2 separate regions of the Mus musculus genome follow, and region 1 is linked to region 2. The links are chromatin loops, found by intact Hi-C in ENCODE. Cell type or tissue: gastrocnemius. All regions are shown on one strand.

The links. A loop is a pair of places that touch in the nucleus more often than their neighbours do. Peaks named below come from ENCODE experiments on the same cell type or tissue, not always from the same donor. Only the 100,000 strongest peaks of a DNase experiment are listed, where the experiment ranks them.
Region 1: it touches region 2 in a loop (4-fold over the local background); 34 of 42 quality-filtered maps call a loop at or near these places.

Annotation. Positions count from the first base shown.
Region 1 is chr6:136,964,081-136,972,080 of GRCm38, reverse strand. No RefSeq gene overlaps it. Among named protein-coding and RNA genes, the nearest start is that of Gm30055, 13 kb to the left of the region's middle. In gastrocnemius, a CTCF peak has its summit at 3,014 (motif pointing right); no DNase peak of the experiment used is centred here; H3K27ac peaks cover 614 bases.
Region 2 is chr6:136,857,298-136,865,297 of GRCm38, reverse strand. It overlaps Art4 (ADP-ribosyltransferase 4), which reads left to right and starts at 7,698. Exons shown (of 3, transcript NM_026639.2): 1 at 7,698-8,000. In gastrocnemius, a CTCF peak has its summit at 4,124 (motif pointing left); a DNase peak (open chromatin) is centred at 4,079; H3K4me3 peaks cover 710 bases; H3K27ac peaks cover 1,289 bases.

The DNA of each region.
Region 1 (8,000 bases), 110 kb before region 2:
CACACAATATGTACTCACTGATAAGTGGATATTAGCCCAAAACCTAGGATACCCAAGATATAAGATACAATTTGCTAAACACATGAAACTCAAGAAAAATGAAGACTGAAGTGTGGACACTATGCCCCTCCTTAGAAGTGGGAACAAAACACCCTTGGAAGGAGTTACAGAGACAAAGTTTGGGGCTGAGATGAAAGGATGGACCATGTAGAGACTGCCTTTTCCAGGGATCCACCCCATAATCAGCATCCAAATGCTGACACCATTGCATACAATAGCAAGATTTTATCGAAAGGACCCAGATGTAGCTGTCTCTTGTGAGACTATGCCGGGGCCTAGCAAACACAGAAGTGGATGCCCACAGTCAGCTAATGGATGGATTATAGGGCTCCCAATGGAGGAGCTAGAGAAAGTACCCAAGGAGCTAAAGGGATCTGCAACCCTATAGGTGGATCAACATTGTGAACTAGCCAGTACCCTGGAGCTCTTGACTCTAGCTGCATATGTATCAAAGGATGGCCTGGTCGGCCATCACTGGAAAGAGAGGCCCATTGGACACACAAACTTTATATGCCCCAGAACGGGGGAACGCCAGGGCCAAAAAGGGGGAGTGGGCGGGTGGGGGAGTGGGGGTGGGTGGGTATGGGGGACTTTTGGTGTAGCATTGGAAATGTAAATGAGTTAAATACCTAATAAAAAATGGAAAGAAAAAAAAAAAAGAAAAAGAGCTTTTCAATTAGTATCTAGTGACCAAGACTTTGATCATAGTTCTGCTATTTAACTGTCATTAGGTCTGATTCTTCTGTTGTGGAAACTGGAATCAATGAACTCAGGATGATATCATGCCCAAATAGGATTCATGTAATTCATATGCATGAAGAGTTGTCAAATATTAATTTCTTCTTTCTTTGTGAAATAAATTATCTTGTGCATTGTAAGAGAAGACACACGCACACTACATACTGACATATGTTTGCCTATACATGGGAGGTGTGTGTGTGTGCGCGCGCATGCGTGCGTGCATGTGTGTGTGTGTGTGTGTGTGTGTGTGTGAAGAGGTTGTATGTTGTAATTTTATTTCTTTTGCTATGATAAAGTACCCTGAGGGAAAAGCTTAAGGGGGAAGAGGACTTGACCACAGCTCACTGTGCCTGGCTATGGTCCATCGGTCCATCATTGTGGGACAGTCAAGGGAGGAGCTTCAAACGCTAATCACATCACACCATACATCACACCACATCACATCACACCACACATCACACCACATCACACCACACCACACCACACCACACCACACACCACACCACACCACACCACACCACACACCACACCACACCACACCACACCACATCACACTACATCACACAACAAAACACCACACCACACCACATCACACAACATCACACCACACACCACACCACACCACACCACATCAGCAGTCAAGAGCAGTGGGAGGTGAAGGATGCTCACTCCCTCGCTAGCTTGTGCTCAGCTCGGTTTTTCCTCTCCTGTACAATTTGGGGCCCCCTGCCTAGGGAGAGAGGGCTCAGCAGGTAAGGGCAATGCTTCTCAGTCATGAGGACTAGATAGAGTTCAGGCTCCAGTGTGTCTGTCACTCTAGCTGCAAGGGATCCAGTGCCCTCTTCTGACCTCCATGAGCTTCCACACACATGTGTACACAGAGAGAGAGAGAGAGAGAGAGAGAGAGAGAGAGAGAGAGAGAGAGAGAGAGAGAGAGAGAGAGAGAGAGACTTTTTTTAAAATTATTCAATAATAACAAAAATAATAGAATCTAAAACCTCATGAATTATCTCCATAATTATCATTGCACCTCTTCTTTACAACTCCCTACCAAGACGGTATATGATATAACAGAACTAAAAATAGAAGGTAATATCTGCTAAAATCTTAGTGCTGAATTGAAAACAGAAAGATTCATTTCGAAGATAGGAATTTCTGAAAATATGGAGCAAAATAATTCTGCTAGCTCAGTAAAACATATGCAAGCAACACGCTAGTAGGCAAGCCTTATGAAGTGTCATCACTTTCAGAAGGCAGGCCTCTGAGCTATGGTAGCTTCAGCTGAACTTAGAATTCTACACTCAAACTGTGCGGAGCGGCCTAACATTGAAGAAACTCTACTGAGTGTCTAAGAAGAGAAGGACAACATGCAAGAGAGTGGTTGTGTGTGTGTGTGTCTGTGTGTGTCTGTGTGTGTAAGCCAGAGGTGAAACTCATGTATTTGAAGATATGAATTGTTATTAAAGTTAGGGTAAGATTTTTTTTCTAGTGACTTTGATGTAGAAAATCTCGGAATAATGTGAAGTTCAGAAAAGCACACAAACAGTCAAATTTGGCAGTCGAAGTTTAGCTTCATCCCATCCTTTCCTGATCCTTCAGAGAATTGCTGGAGTGGGCTGAATCTCCCATCTGAGATTATCTCTCTGATACTTTTTTTTCCATTTTTTATTACGTATTTAGCTCATTTACATTTCCAATGCTATACCAAAAGTCCCCCATATCCACCCACCCCCACTCCCCTGCCCACCCACTCCCCCTTTTTGGCCCTGGTGTTCCCCTGTACTGGGGCATATAAAGTGTGCAAGTCCAATGGGCCTCTCTTTCCAGTGATGGCCGACTAGGCCATCTTTTGATATATATGCAGCTAGAGTCAAGAGCTCCGGGGTACTGGTTAGTTCATAATGTTGTTCCACCTATAGGGTTGCAGATCCCTTTAGCTCCTTGGCTACTTTCTCTAGCTCCTCCATTGGGAGCCCTTTGATCCATCCATTGGCTGACTGTGAGCATCCACTTCTGTGTTTGCTAGGCCCCGGCATAGTCTCACAAGAGACAGCTACATCTGGGTCCTTTCAATAAGATCTTGCTAGTGTATGCAATGGTGTCAGCGTTTGGATGCTGATTATGGGGTGTTTTTTTAGATTTCTTGGAAATTGACAGTCAAATCAACTTCCAAGTGTGAAAGTGCTCATTACTCACACCAGGTGGCAGTACTATACACGATTTGACTTGACTCTGGGCTCCGTGAAAAGAAAATTATTAAACACTCCTAAAAGAAACTCCAGGCTCTGTGCCTGAGGATTTCTGGCCACAAAAGGGAACATTTTGTTCATATTTAAAGCACATTTAGATTTATTGAAATTTTTTTTCTTTTAGAAATTATGGTCAGAGAAACTTTGGCAAGTCCAAGACCCTAGTTTTATTTTCAAATATTTTATTTTCAAGAAGGTAAGTGAACTAAGCAGCTGTACAGATGTTCACTGGCAGAACCAGGAAAAGCTCAGGTCTCTTAACTGTCCCTGCCAAGTGCCGACTGCATGGCCCATGTCTACAGTCAGTTTTAGTTTATGCTTTTAAATTCTGATGGGCCCAGCACCAGCTTCTGGGCGGGTGAGGCAGGAAAACTGCCACAAGTTCAAGGTCAACCTGGGCTAGGTAGTGAGTTCCAGGCCAAGGCTTCAAAGCTCCCCCAGCCCCAACATACACCCCAAATCAGCAACGTTCTATCTGCCTAAGGAAGCTAAGAACGATGAATAGCTTGTAGCTGCAAAAAAAAATTTTTTTACTAGTTTATGTGTAATTTGGACAGTCCACATGACAGTCCATTTTTTCTATGGGCTTTTATACAACACAGCCTTGTTTTGATTCTCCTTTTAAGACCATGCCTGGGGCTGGCGAGATGGCTCAGCGGGTAAGAGCACTGCTCTTCCGAAGGTCCTGAGTTCAAATCCCAGCAACCCCATGGTGGCTCACAACCATCCGTAAAAACATCTAATGCGTTCTTCTGGGGCATCTGCAGACAGTTACAGTGTATTTATTTATATTAATAAATAAATCTTTGGGCCGGAGTAGGCTGAGCAGACCAGAGGGAGCGGGTTGACTGTAGCAAGCAGAGGTCCTAAAATTCAATTCCCAACAACTACATGAGGGCTCACAACCATCTGTATAGCTACAATGTACTCATATACATAAAATAAATAAATAAATCTTTTAAAAAAACCACTCCTGTCACACACACACACACACACACAGACACACACACACACTCACTCACACATACACTCACACACACACTTACACACACACACACTCACACATACACTCACACACACACACACACTCACACATACACTCACACACACACTTACACACACACACACTCACACATACACTCACACACACACACACACACTCACACATACACTCACACACACACACACACTCACACATACACTCACACACACACTTACACACACACTCACACATACACTCACACACACACTCTCTCTCACACACACACACACACACACACACACACACACACACACGTTTCCGGTTTTGTCTGTGTCATTTCCTGTTTCTCCTAGGCTAGGTGTTGCCCCTGCTGACCAACCCCACATCAGCCTTTTGCTTTCCAGAGAACCTTCTCCTACCTTCTTTCAGCTTAAACTTCTTCCTGAGCTCACAGCAGGGGTCAACCCCACAAAGACACAAAGCCCAGACTCTCCCTCCCCCTCGCTGTGCTGTTTTCTGCCTGTCTGGGGTACGATTGGGTTTAGGAAAGGTGTCAGTGTGTAGATTATGGGCAACACCAACCTCAACCTCTATCCAATCCCAGGAGCAGGCTGGGAAGCGTGTTCCTTAATTAGCTTCATGGCATCCTTTCCTGGTCTTTCAGAGGATCAGTGGAGTGGGTTGAATTCCCTGGCATCCTGTAGCTATGTGCCCTGCCCTCTCTGGTTGTTACAGCTAATCAGGTTTCTTGGAGTTCTAGCTACCGTGCTGTTGCTGTACCCAAGTTATTGTACTGCCCTTTACTTTCAGTTCCCTAAAACAAACAAACAAACATTTTCTTAGTTTTTGGGGGGAGTAAGGGTGGGGGTGGTTCTCAGAGACCAGAGAGGGCATCAGACCCACTGGAGTTGGAGTCATAGGCAGTTGTGAGCCTCCCAATGGAGGTACTTGGGAACAAACTCAGTTCCTCCGCAAAAACAGCAAGCATTTAACCTCGGAGCCATCTCTCCACCCCCAGCCCAGTCCCTTTCTTCAAACCTCTGCATTACCCTCTTTGAATTGGGCACCTCTGTCGCCCCAGTGCTGAGACGATTTTACTGCTTCCCTAGGTGCTGTTTCTACAGTAAAGCGTTGCCTATTTCTCATTAGCAACAATGAGAATGGTAGGACTGGAGCTTCTTAAGAATAGAGACAAAGGGGTTTGAGTTCGATGCTGTGCTGGACAGTTTTATGTCAACTTGGCAAGCTAGCGTCATCCAAGAGGCGGGAGCCTCTACTGAGAAAAATGCCTCCATAAGATCAGGCTGCAGGGAGGCCTGTAGAGCAGTTTTGAATTAGAGATTAATGGAGGAAGGCCCAGCCCAGGAGGGTGCCATCCTTGGGCTGGTGGCCCTGGGTTCTATAAGAAAGCACGCCTTTAATCCCAGCACACAGGAGGTAGAGGCGGGTGAATCTCTGAAGCTGAGGCCAGCCTAGTTTACAGAGCTACTTCTGGTACAGCAAAGGTAACACAGAGAAACCCTGTCTCAAAAGGAGGGGGGGCGGGGGGGGGAGAGGGAAGGAGAAGGAAAAGAAGAAAGAGAAAAAGGAGGAGAGAAAGAAAGAAAAAAGAGAAAAAAAGGGAGAGAGGGAAGGAGAGTTAGAGAGGAAAGAAGAAAGGAAAAAGAAAGCTGGCCAAGAAATCCATAGGAAGCAAACATAGAAGCAGTGTTCCTGCGTGGCCTCTGCATCAGCTCCTGCCTCCGGGCTCCTGCCCCGCTGGAGTTCCTGTCGACTTCCTTCAATGATGAACTGCAATGTGGGAATGTAAGCTGGTGAACTTTCCTCCCTAACTTGCGTTCTGGTTATGGTGTTTCATCACAGCAATAGAAATCCTGACTAATACAGCTGAGATGCAGGCTCCATCAGCGCCTGCTCACCACCCAGGGCTGGCCATCTGTGTGACGCATCTATGCTGCAGGGCTGGCCTTCTGTGTGACACATCTATTCCGCCTCCTCACTACGACTTCACAAACATTGGAAGGTGGCTGCCAGTTTCTGTTCCAGGCTCTGTGTCATCGATCCTTCCACTGTCCCTCCTGCAGCATCATGTCCCTGATCCTTCTCCTCCCTGGCCGTTAGATATGTCTGTGTAATGGTTGGTCCTGGTTGTCAACTTGACTAGATTGAGGGATAGCTAGTGGATTAGAAAGGCATGTGTTTGTGATAGTGTTTCCTGGAACAATCCGATAATGAAGATCTGAGATACTGAACAGATTAGTCCCATGATCAAATTATAATATAATCTGAGAGTGTATTGAGAGGTGGTGGAAGTGGAGGCGGTATTTAGTTGGAGGAACTAAATCACTAGAGGCATCCTTGGGGCCTATATATCCCTGTATCCCACCTCTCTCCCTGCTTCCCAACTGCCACAATGATGTGAACTGTCTCACACAATGGACTGAATCCTCTAAAAATGTTGGCCAAGATATGTGTAGTCCCTTCAAATTGTTTCCCGATATTTTGTCCTGGCTATAAGAGAGGTAGCTAACACACACCCTTTTCTTCAGTCTGTTTTGTTGACATTGTTTCGTCTTTAGGGGGGGGGGAATCCCATCTATAAAGTAAACTAAGTGTGAACCAGGGCCTTGTGCAGCTGAAGAACTAGACCTCCCTACTCCAAAGACCAACCACAAGGCAGGACTAAGGGGTGATGGTTGTCAGGTGCCACAACTGACTCACGGTGTCTGGAGGGAAGACAGGGAGGCCACGGGGAGTTTCCTGCTGCAGTGCAAGCTCACATTCCCCTGCTGTCTCCTTCATCAAACACTTCCACTTTCAAGTTCATATTTTGCTTTTTCTCGTCTGTTTCTAGCTTTATGGCTAGAAGATTATTCAGCCATTACAAAGTAATTGTCATAGCACTGGTGGCAGGGGACAGGCTCATGAGAGCTGAGTCCCTCTCCTGAGTCTCCCCTTTTCATGCTTAAGTACTGAAGACCACAAAGCCATTTATTTTACCGCCGCTGTGAACCTCAAATTATGGAATTCAGGCAAATTGGAGGGTCTAGGGGGTGAGTTTCATGCAATTCACTGATAGCCTCAAGAGAGAGATGCGAGCCTTCCCTACCCATCCTCCTCTTTTCCTTCTCTTCAGTTAATTTCCTCCATTCTTTTACCACACATTACAAAACTGAAATGAAGAAATTCACGTTCTCAGCAACAAAGCCTAAAACCACAGGTGGCGCTCACTTGCATTACACAACTGCCTTTAAAAAACGTTGTGGAAAGACAGCTATGTGCACATGGCTTTTAACACAACTTCTGGGGTGAAGCAAACCGGCACTTTACTTAGAGGGCTTTTGTGTCAGAGTCTGAACTTCACAGCCTCGGGAGTTTTCTCACTGGTGGTTTAAAAGCGGTTTGTTATAGATTGCAGAAAGCCAACCAATGGGTATTCTGATAGCTGTGAGTCTCAGAGTAATTGGGCAGAGTAATTTTAATGAATAAATGAAAGGGAATTTTGTGGAACCAGAGCCCTAAGCTCACATCGTCAGGGTTCTAAGTTTAACTTTTCAGTCTTTAAGACTGAGTGAGAGCAGCAGGCAACCTCTGAGGTAACCTACTTGGATTTAGTAAAACTCCTGGGTAAAGGATTTTCCCAATTGCAAAGCAGAATTATTTCTTGACTCTTAACACTAGACTGGCTCTTTTGTAAGCCTTGCTACCTACTTCCTGTGTGGCCATGGCTCCTTTAGACATTTGCATACAGTGTTTAACACAGCTCCACTATAAAAATCAAAATTCCTCTATAGATAAGAAGGGAGGACTGGCCAGGCGTGGTGGCACATGCCTTTAATCTCAGCACTTGAGAGGCAGAGGTAGGCGAATTTCTTAGTTCGAGGCCAGCTTGGTCTACAGAGTGAGTTCCAGGACAGCCAGGGCTACACAGAGAAATCCTGTCTCAAAAAAAAAAAAAAAAAAGCAAA
Region 2 (8,000 bases):
TACACATAGAAATATAAAAACGTGCTATGGATCTCTGCATTTTCTAAAACTCAAATGCTTTTTTAAAAGGTCATCGTTTATGTTACGTGCATGAGTATTGGCCTGCATGATGTATGCGTGCTGTGTGCTTGTGTGCCCGTGGAAGCCGGAAGAGGGTGTCTGATCCCCTGAAACTGAAATTACATGTGGTTGTGAGCGGCTACGCAGATGCTAGGGACCAAACCAGGATCCTGTGCAGGAGCAGCAAATGTTCTCAGCCAATGAACCATCTCCATGGCCCCTCAAATGCTTTTTAAACTAAATCTTATTGATGTTTTTTTTTTTCATTTAAAAAAAATCCATGTAAAATACTAAAAGAGATCTGTGTACCCAGTAACCCTAATTTCCCCACCCTCCCTCCGCCACTCTTTATTGCTTGGAAAAATGGAATCTGGTATCAGCTTCTTCGATTCACGTCCCTGTTAAAAATCTCCCTGTGATGAACAAGCCTCCGCCCGTCTCGGCACCCTATAACATGTTCCATAATGACCGCTTCTGAAGATTCATCTACCTCTGTGACCTGAAAGCCAAGACTAAGGTCACGGAGTCCGAGGTTGGGTCTGGCCCACGTGATCAAGCAAGAGACCAGGCATGTCGGCTCCCCATCCTATCCCGCTGCTGGCTTAGATCATCATGGTTCAAATCACGGGGAGAATTAGAACTGGCCATTCTACCGGTCAATATGTGAACAGTGTCTAAGCTGGACTCCGAGTGTGAGTAGCTGTTTTTCCTGCTCATTAGTCACAAAATGTCAATGTTTATGTGACTGCAGTTGGAATCCAGAGGCACCAGATTGACCAAAACTTTCCTTTCTCAACATTACAGTTTTGTACACAACTTACATGAAAGCGTAACTGCGGTCGCTCGCACATTGGCTGCAAAACAATGTTTTCCTTGACAGCAATTAGGGTTTTGCCCAAAGATCTGCCAGCCTGAAACAACATTTAAAGACATATTTTTTTAATTAAGGAAAGAAAATTACTATTAATGAAGCGATGAAACCACATGCTAAGACCAGAAAACCTATGTTACGTTTCAGCTAAAATGTGTCTTGCTGGTTTCTACATTAGGATAACAGTATCGAGTTGTTCAGTTAACACATTTACAATCAAAAGTGTGTTGAACTTGAAAAGCCTTTGTTTGCAAGATATACACTGCACCATCTTCTTCTATAGGAACAATGACAACAAAATACAGTCATCCTTAAAACATCCATGACAGAATAGGAATCCACTGAGCTAGCAAGACCAAATCAGGAAGCCTTTAAGATGCTATTTTCCCCCACTGTGTACGCACCTAAAGAAAAGCTCACTTAGCCACTGGCACAACTGATGCCATGTGTATGACATCTCTAAGGATCTGCAGAGCTCACCTGGGAAGCTGGAAAGCATCTAAAACAAAAATCTCTTGTCTCTACCTGGCTTTACGGGACCTAAGCTGCTGGCAATAAAAGAGGTCAAGTTCTAGAACAAATTAGATATTTAAAATTAAGCCAACTCTAGGTAGACATGGCGGCACAAGCCTGTAATTGTAGCATCTTAGGAGAGGCAGGAGGATCAGGGTTACAAATGGTACTTGGATAGCTTGAGGCCACCTGGATTACGTGAGACCCTGTGATGAAAATAAATAATAATCTGTCAAACAAAAAGGATGGAAATATTGCATTGCCATAACCCACGGTGATGTCTCTAAGGACCGTGGGAACTGGGAAAAAATTTGTCTTAGAGCCTAGAGAAGCTGCAAGAAAAACAGAAGGGAAAATTAAGTAGACGTGTGTGTAAGATTCCAGAGAATGTGGAAACTATGAGGTGTGGATCCCTGCCTACCAGTGTCCAGCTCAGCTCCAGTTGTATTTCCGTGGGTTGCCCTATGTCTTAGCAACGGTCTGACTTCCTTGTCTGTATCCTGGAGACCCTCGACTTCATGCACAATTGGCAGCTAATTGTATTAGGAGTTAACATCTTACTTAGGGGTGTGTGTGTGTGTGTGTGTGTGTGTGTGTGTGTGTGTGTGTGTGTGTATCATAATTTTCTCACCTCTTCCAGTCTGGTGTCCCCTGCTTTTTCCTTACTGCTGGGCCTGTTGTAGGTGGAGGAGGGGACTCTCTCTCCTGGCACAGCCTTGAACTTAGTTTGTGGGAAAGAATTGAGAATAAACATACACTTCTCTTGGGTCTGGGTTTCTCGAAGTTCCTAAAATAATTCACCTATGCACACACATAAAGTTCAAAACCTTCCCTGCAAGTGACGCTGCAGATGCTCACGTAAGACAGGTCCAGTCCTGTGCTCTCCCAACCATCGCCTCCATCCTGTTTCCTATGGATGAGCCCACTCACTGTATCCCTGAAGGAGGTCCTCCCTGTGTCTAGGGAGAGGAGGAAGCGCCTGCTTCACATTGTTTTCAGTTGCTGAGTACTTCGGACTGGGAAAGTTATCAAGAAGGAAGAGGTTTTGTAGGCAGAGTCTTGTGTAGGCTGAGAAAGGTGTAACCATGCCTGGTTTTACACCAGTTCTGAGGGGTGAACTCAGAGGCTCATGAATGCTAACAGAGCATCCTTCCAACTCGGCCACATCCTCGGCCTCAATAAGGGAGACCAAAGAACTCAGGGTGAAAAGCACTTGCCACCAAGACCGATGACCTGGGCCATCAGAGTGGAGGAAGAAGACCCATTCCTTTACATTGTCCTGACTGCCAACACGCTAGCTGTGCATCTCCCTAGGTTTTAACAATTTTTTTTAAAGTAAAGATTTATTTAGCACATGGCTTTGCAGAGTGGGATTCCCAATCCCTACTAAGGCCTTCTTCCCGCTTCTCAACATAGCAGAGGTGTCACTTGGCTGGAACACGGAGCTACAAGGCCTACATCGTTCCAGGCTCTGTTATGTCCAGCTGTAGCACGGAGAGTGTTTTACAGGAAGACAGTGAGCGTTTTAACTCCATGAGAGCTGTTCGCAGGATAACACCCACCCACCCTTGCAAGGCTCTGGGGACTTCGCAGAGACGGGTGGCAGAACAGGAAGGGTTGGAGTCATGGAGTACCAAGGTATAACAGTGACCACTGGAAGCGGCAGCACCTCTGTCTTCTGGAACCCACAGCAGCTCTGGTCTCCGGCACAAGGCTAAGCCAACGAGCATTCTAACATGGAGTGGAGAGTCTTATGAGTCCCCACCCTAAATGAGACGCTATCGATGGCCAATGGCTTCTGGGAAGGCAGACTATTCTTCTTTAGGTGGGTGTCCCCTGGACGGTCAAGCACACTCCTGTGGATGGCCCCGAACCCATGAGTATATGGGTAGCACACATGGACTTGGTGGGATATTTGTAAAAAGGATGCAAAGTTGGGAGAGGCCGGGGGAGGTGGGATGCAGACTCAGGAGGAGCTGGGGGAGGGGCGGAAAAGCAATATGATCAGAATGGACTGCATAAGATCTTCAAGGAGCTGATAAACATATTATAGTGTTCAGAGGTCTGTCCAGAATAAAGGAATGTATGGGGAGGATGAGCAGCACTGGGTACTGACATTTCACCACAGTCCCTCCCTCCCTCCCTTGTTCATTCATTCATTCATTCATTCATTCATTCATTCAACAAACACTTCTCCAGCTGTTGTAGGGCTCAGGTACAGCCTAAGATGCTTTCTTGATAGGGCAGAGAGTGGATTGATTCACAGTCACCGCGGTAGCTGACAGCTTCACTCACTTCTCTGAGGATGTTGACGGTAAATGATAACTGAGAGTTACAAAGTACAGGCAGCTTAAAAATGATTTGACTGTCGAATACGGGGCCTCTACCAAACTCCTCTCCTGGCAACAGCACGGATTTCTAGCAGTAAGATGCCTCGTCGATAAAACCGACACACGGGTGAGAGTTCAAGATCTCAACAGGAGCTGCTGAGAATCGAGTAGGGCTATACAAGCATCTCCCACCCCTAAACTCTAGGCAAGACCCTCCCAGTGACTAAACTACTTAATGTAAGGCCTGAAAAAAAATCACACTGAAAAACACTTTCCTTTTCCTCCTGCAACACACAACACAGGGAATCACATTAAATGTTATCAAAGTTCCTGCTGCCCTCTACTGGTCTAAGTCTAGAAGTGGCATTCACAGTAAGAATGTTAGCGAACGCTGCCCAAACAATAATTACAAACTGACACCACTCATTTCGAGCTTGGGGAGACAGTGGAGTATGAAGGACAGGAGAGTAAGTAACTCGTTCAATTTCCCAAAACCTCACCTCAGTAGCCACATCTAGGGAGTGAAAGTTAAGGTGACTCTTTCGGGACTGGAGAGGTGGCACAGATGTTAACAGCACTTACTGCTCTTGCAGAGAACCTGAGTTCAATTCCCACACAGAGAGGTTCACACCTACCTATCAAACCTGAGGGTGTGGGTTCACAGCCACCTATCAAACCTGAAGATGCGATGCCCTCCTCTGACCTCCACAGGCACCAGGCACACATGTGGCAAACAGATACATGAAAGCAAAACATTCATCCAATAAAAATGAAGATAAAAGGTTCTAAATGTCTCTACTCCTGACTCTCTTGCAGGCTGAGAAAACAAGCATAAAGCCAAACAGAAGAGGTGCCCAGCAGAGTCTCTCACGAAAGCAGGAGTCTGACCTCGCTAACCTTCCTGAGTCTGTGAGGCCCAGCAAGATGTCTCACCTTAAAGCTAGCTTAGCCAGTGTGTGAATGAGTGAGGAGCACGGTGGTAACGCTCAGATTCTAACTCCAGTTCTTGCCATGCCTCCAATACCCAGGAGCAGCTGGTAATGGGGAATCTAAGAATTTCAAACATCTTAAGAGGCCATTTCAAACATCGCTGGTGGCTGCCATTAAACCTAAATATACACATTCATATCTCAGCGGTCAGTTCTCTCGATTATGTCTTCAAGCATACAGAAAACACACTCAGGCTCGTGCTGCAAGCATGTCCGAGAGTTAGCAACGATAGTCCAAAACGGAACATTAAAGGGAAGGCACTCAGTGGTCCCTTAGCAGGAGCACCTAATGAAAGACTATTATACAACCGCAAAACCTAAGTCCTGCATGTCGGCCTCAAGGGCATTACGCTGAGTGGGGAAAGGTTAAAAAACATCAACACCCTGTGTGCTTTGTTTATCCAATATCCTTCAAGTGACAAATCTGCAGGGGCAATGGGAAAACAGTTATTTCTAGAGATTAGGGGTGGCAGGGAGGAGAGAGAAGCCATGACTCCTAGAGGTCACAAGGTCACGATTAGGTTTATGTAGTGATATGTAGTTTTCCATTTTTCTTATATTTTATTTATTTGTCTATTTATTTGTGTGTGAGAGAGAGGGTGTTCTGCCTGCTTGCAAGTCTACGCAGCACATGTGTACCTTTTGTCTGTGGAGACTGGATGAGGATATAAGACCCCCTGTAGCTGGAGTTACAGTTCACTGTGAGCTGCCGTGTGGGTGCTGGGAGTCAAACCCAGCTCCTCTGTGAGGGTGGCAAACCGTCTTACCCACTGAGCCATCTCTCCAGCCCCTGGATTTACATCTTTATAGTGGCCGAGTGCGTCTCCTAAAGGCTCTGCAAGTGATGAAAGGCGACAGACGTGCACACGTTCCATTCCACCAGAATCTGTCTCCTGGCTGTCATACTGTGTCATGGTTCATGAGACACAGCTACAGGAAAGAACTGTGTGTGGCAGAGCACACAGGCTTCACTGTGCCGGGTCAAATCCATGGCCAGTTCAAATTGCTGTTAGGTTAAAGGTAAGTTTAAGACTTACAGAGCCGCTGGCTGTGGCGACAAACACCTTTAATCAGAGCACTCAGGGAGCAGGGGCAGCATATCTCTGTAACACTGAGGCCAGTCTACACAAACTGTTCCAGGCTAGCCAAGGCTACAGAGTTAGACTCGGTCACAAAGAAGGGGGGAGGGAGGAAGAAGAAAAGAAGGGAAGAAAGAGAAAAATGAACCACAGAGTAAAATCTTATTTAAAAGCCATTTTTAAAGTCCATTAAGAAACTGGCTGAGTTTCACCTCCTCGCGGTACATTCTCTATGCTTGCCCTTGCCTAATCCTCGCTAGTTCCGATGTCTCCACCTATGCACCTATTCTGATCCTGAGCAGCTAGTCAATTTTGTCAAGTATTAGGTATTAGTGGGAAACAGTAAACATGGCTTTATCTTAAGTTTGGAGCTCTTGAGCACATCTGTAATCCCAGCACTCCTGAGACAGGGACAGAGAATCAAGAATTCAAGGCAAGTTCGAGCTACACACACACACACACACACACACACACACACACACACACACACACACATTAATAGTAAATGTTACAGTGCTGGCTGCTGATGCAGCTGCATTGGTCGAGTGCTTGTCTAGCATAAAGGCCTGGCAGTCTGACCCCCCAGTACCATAGAAACAGGTTATGATGGCTTACCCCTGCTATTCCAGTACCCAGGAGATAGAGACAGAGGATCAAAGATTGAGTGTCAGCCTCAGTTCCATATTGAGTTCAAAACCAGCCTCGGATATATGAGACACTATCTTGAAAAAAACCCTTGAAAAATTAATCATTAGGGCTGGAAAGACGGCTCTGCTGGGAAGGCACTGGCCATGCAGCTCACAGGAACTCATCAGGCAGAGCAACAACAGAACAAACGCAGCACGCGCCTGCAGTCCTAGTATGGGGACGCAGACACGGGGCTTCTCAATCCACTACCAAATCTGTGAGCTCCAGGTTCACTGAAAGCCCGGATCAAAAACTAAGGTGGAGAGTGAGGGGTAGGAAGACACTCAAGTTGAACACACACACAAGCACACACACACACACACACACTTGTGAGAAACAAACAAATAAATAAATAAAACATTAATGGGAAACAAACAGTATACAAAGTCTTGTGATTTCACTTCTGCTCTGTGTGTGTGTGTGTGTGTGTGTGTGTGTGTGTGTGTGTGTGTTGTGGGTATAAAGCCAAAATGTAAATCAAAATAGTGGCTTTCTCCAAGCAATCATTTTGAATAATTAGCGTTCCTTCTTTTATGCTTCTATGACTTGGGAAACTTCAGACAGACCAATATTTAACGTGGTAAAAAGAAAGCAGGACCACAATTCCCAAGAACGGAATTTGGTTCTTGTCACAGTTAGATAAGAGGCAGGGAACATAAACAACGTCTGCGAGCCAGCAGACTCTGAAAGGTCGGGAGTAGTGGAAGGACAGCCAGACTTGAGCAGGAAATGTGGTTAACAGTGGAAAGTCGGACTTAACTCCTGCCTGCGGGCCTCATTGCAGATTACAATAGATAGAAAACCTGAAGCTCTCAAAAGAAATAAACATTCAAAGCTGTGACTCCAACAGCCCCCGTCTCTGAACGGGGATGTTTCAAACACACCGTGGAGAGGCAGCAAAGAACACACAACATTAAAAGCCTGTGCTGCTGGAGGGCAATCATTCCAGGGCAGGGCTATCAGCACTGCCAGATGAGCCTGACACAGGTCCACCTTAAGATCGCATCTCCCCAGCTGCGCTTCATGTGCCACTGCAGTGGCTCACAGGGAAAGCCTGGGGCTGCAGATAATGGGACTTGGCCCGAGTACTCCTGGAGCATGCCTTTTCTTGTCGATCTGGGAAAGGCAAGGCTGAACTGCACAGCCTGACCCTGAACAGACCCTTGGCATTCCCCTGCATGCCGACTAGACAGAGAGACGGTTTTTGCCTTCTTTACACTGAAAACCATTCTGTGCCGCGCACATCTGGCCCTTTCGCGGAGACTTCAACACTGCAAAGGCGCTAGACTTCTACCTTGGAGGAAACTGTCGGTTGTTGAGGTTGTTGATATTCAACAGAAGTCACAGTTGCGGCAGGAGCAGAACCTCAGACACAGCCGGAAAAGAAAATGCCAAAGGAGGACTCTAGAGCGTATTCTGGGACGAGGCTTTCAGAATAAAGAAGTGTTGCTGACACAAACCACCAAGCTGC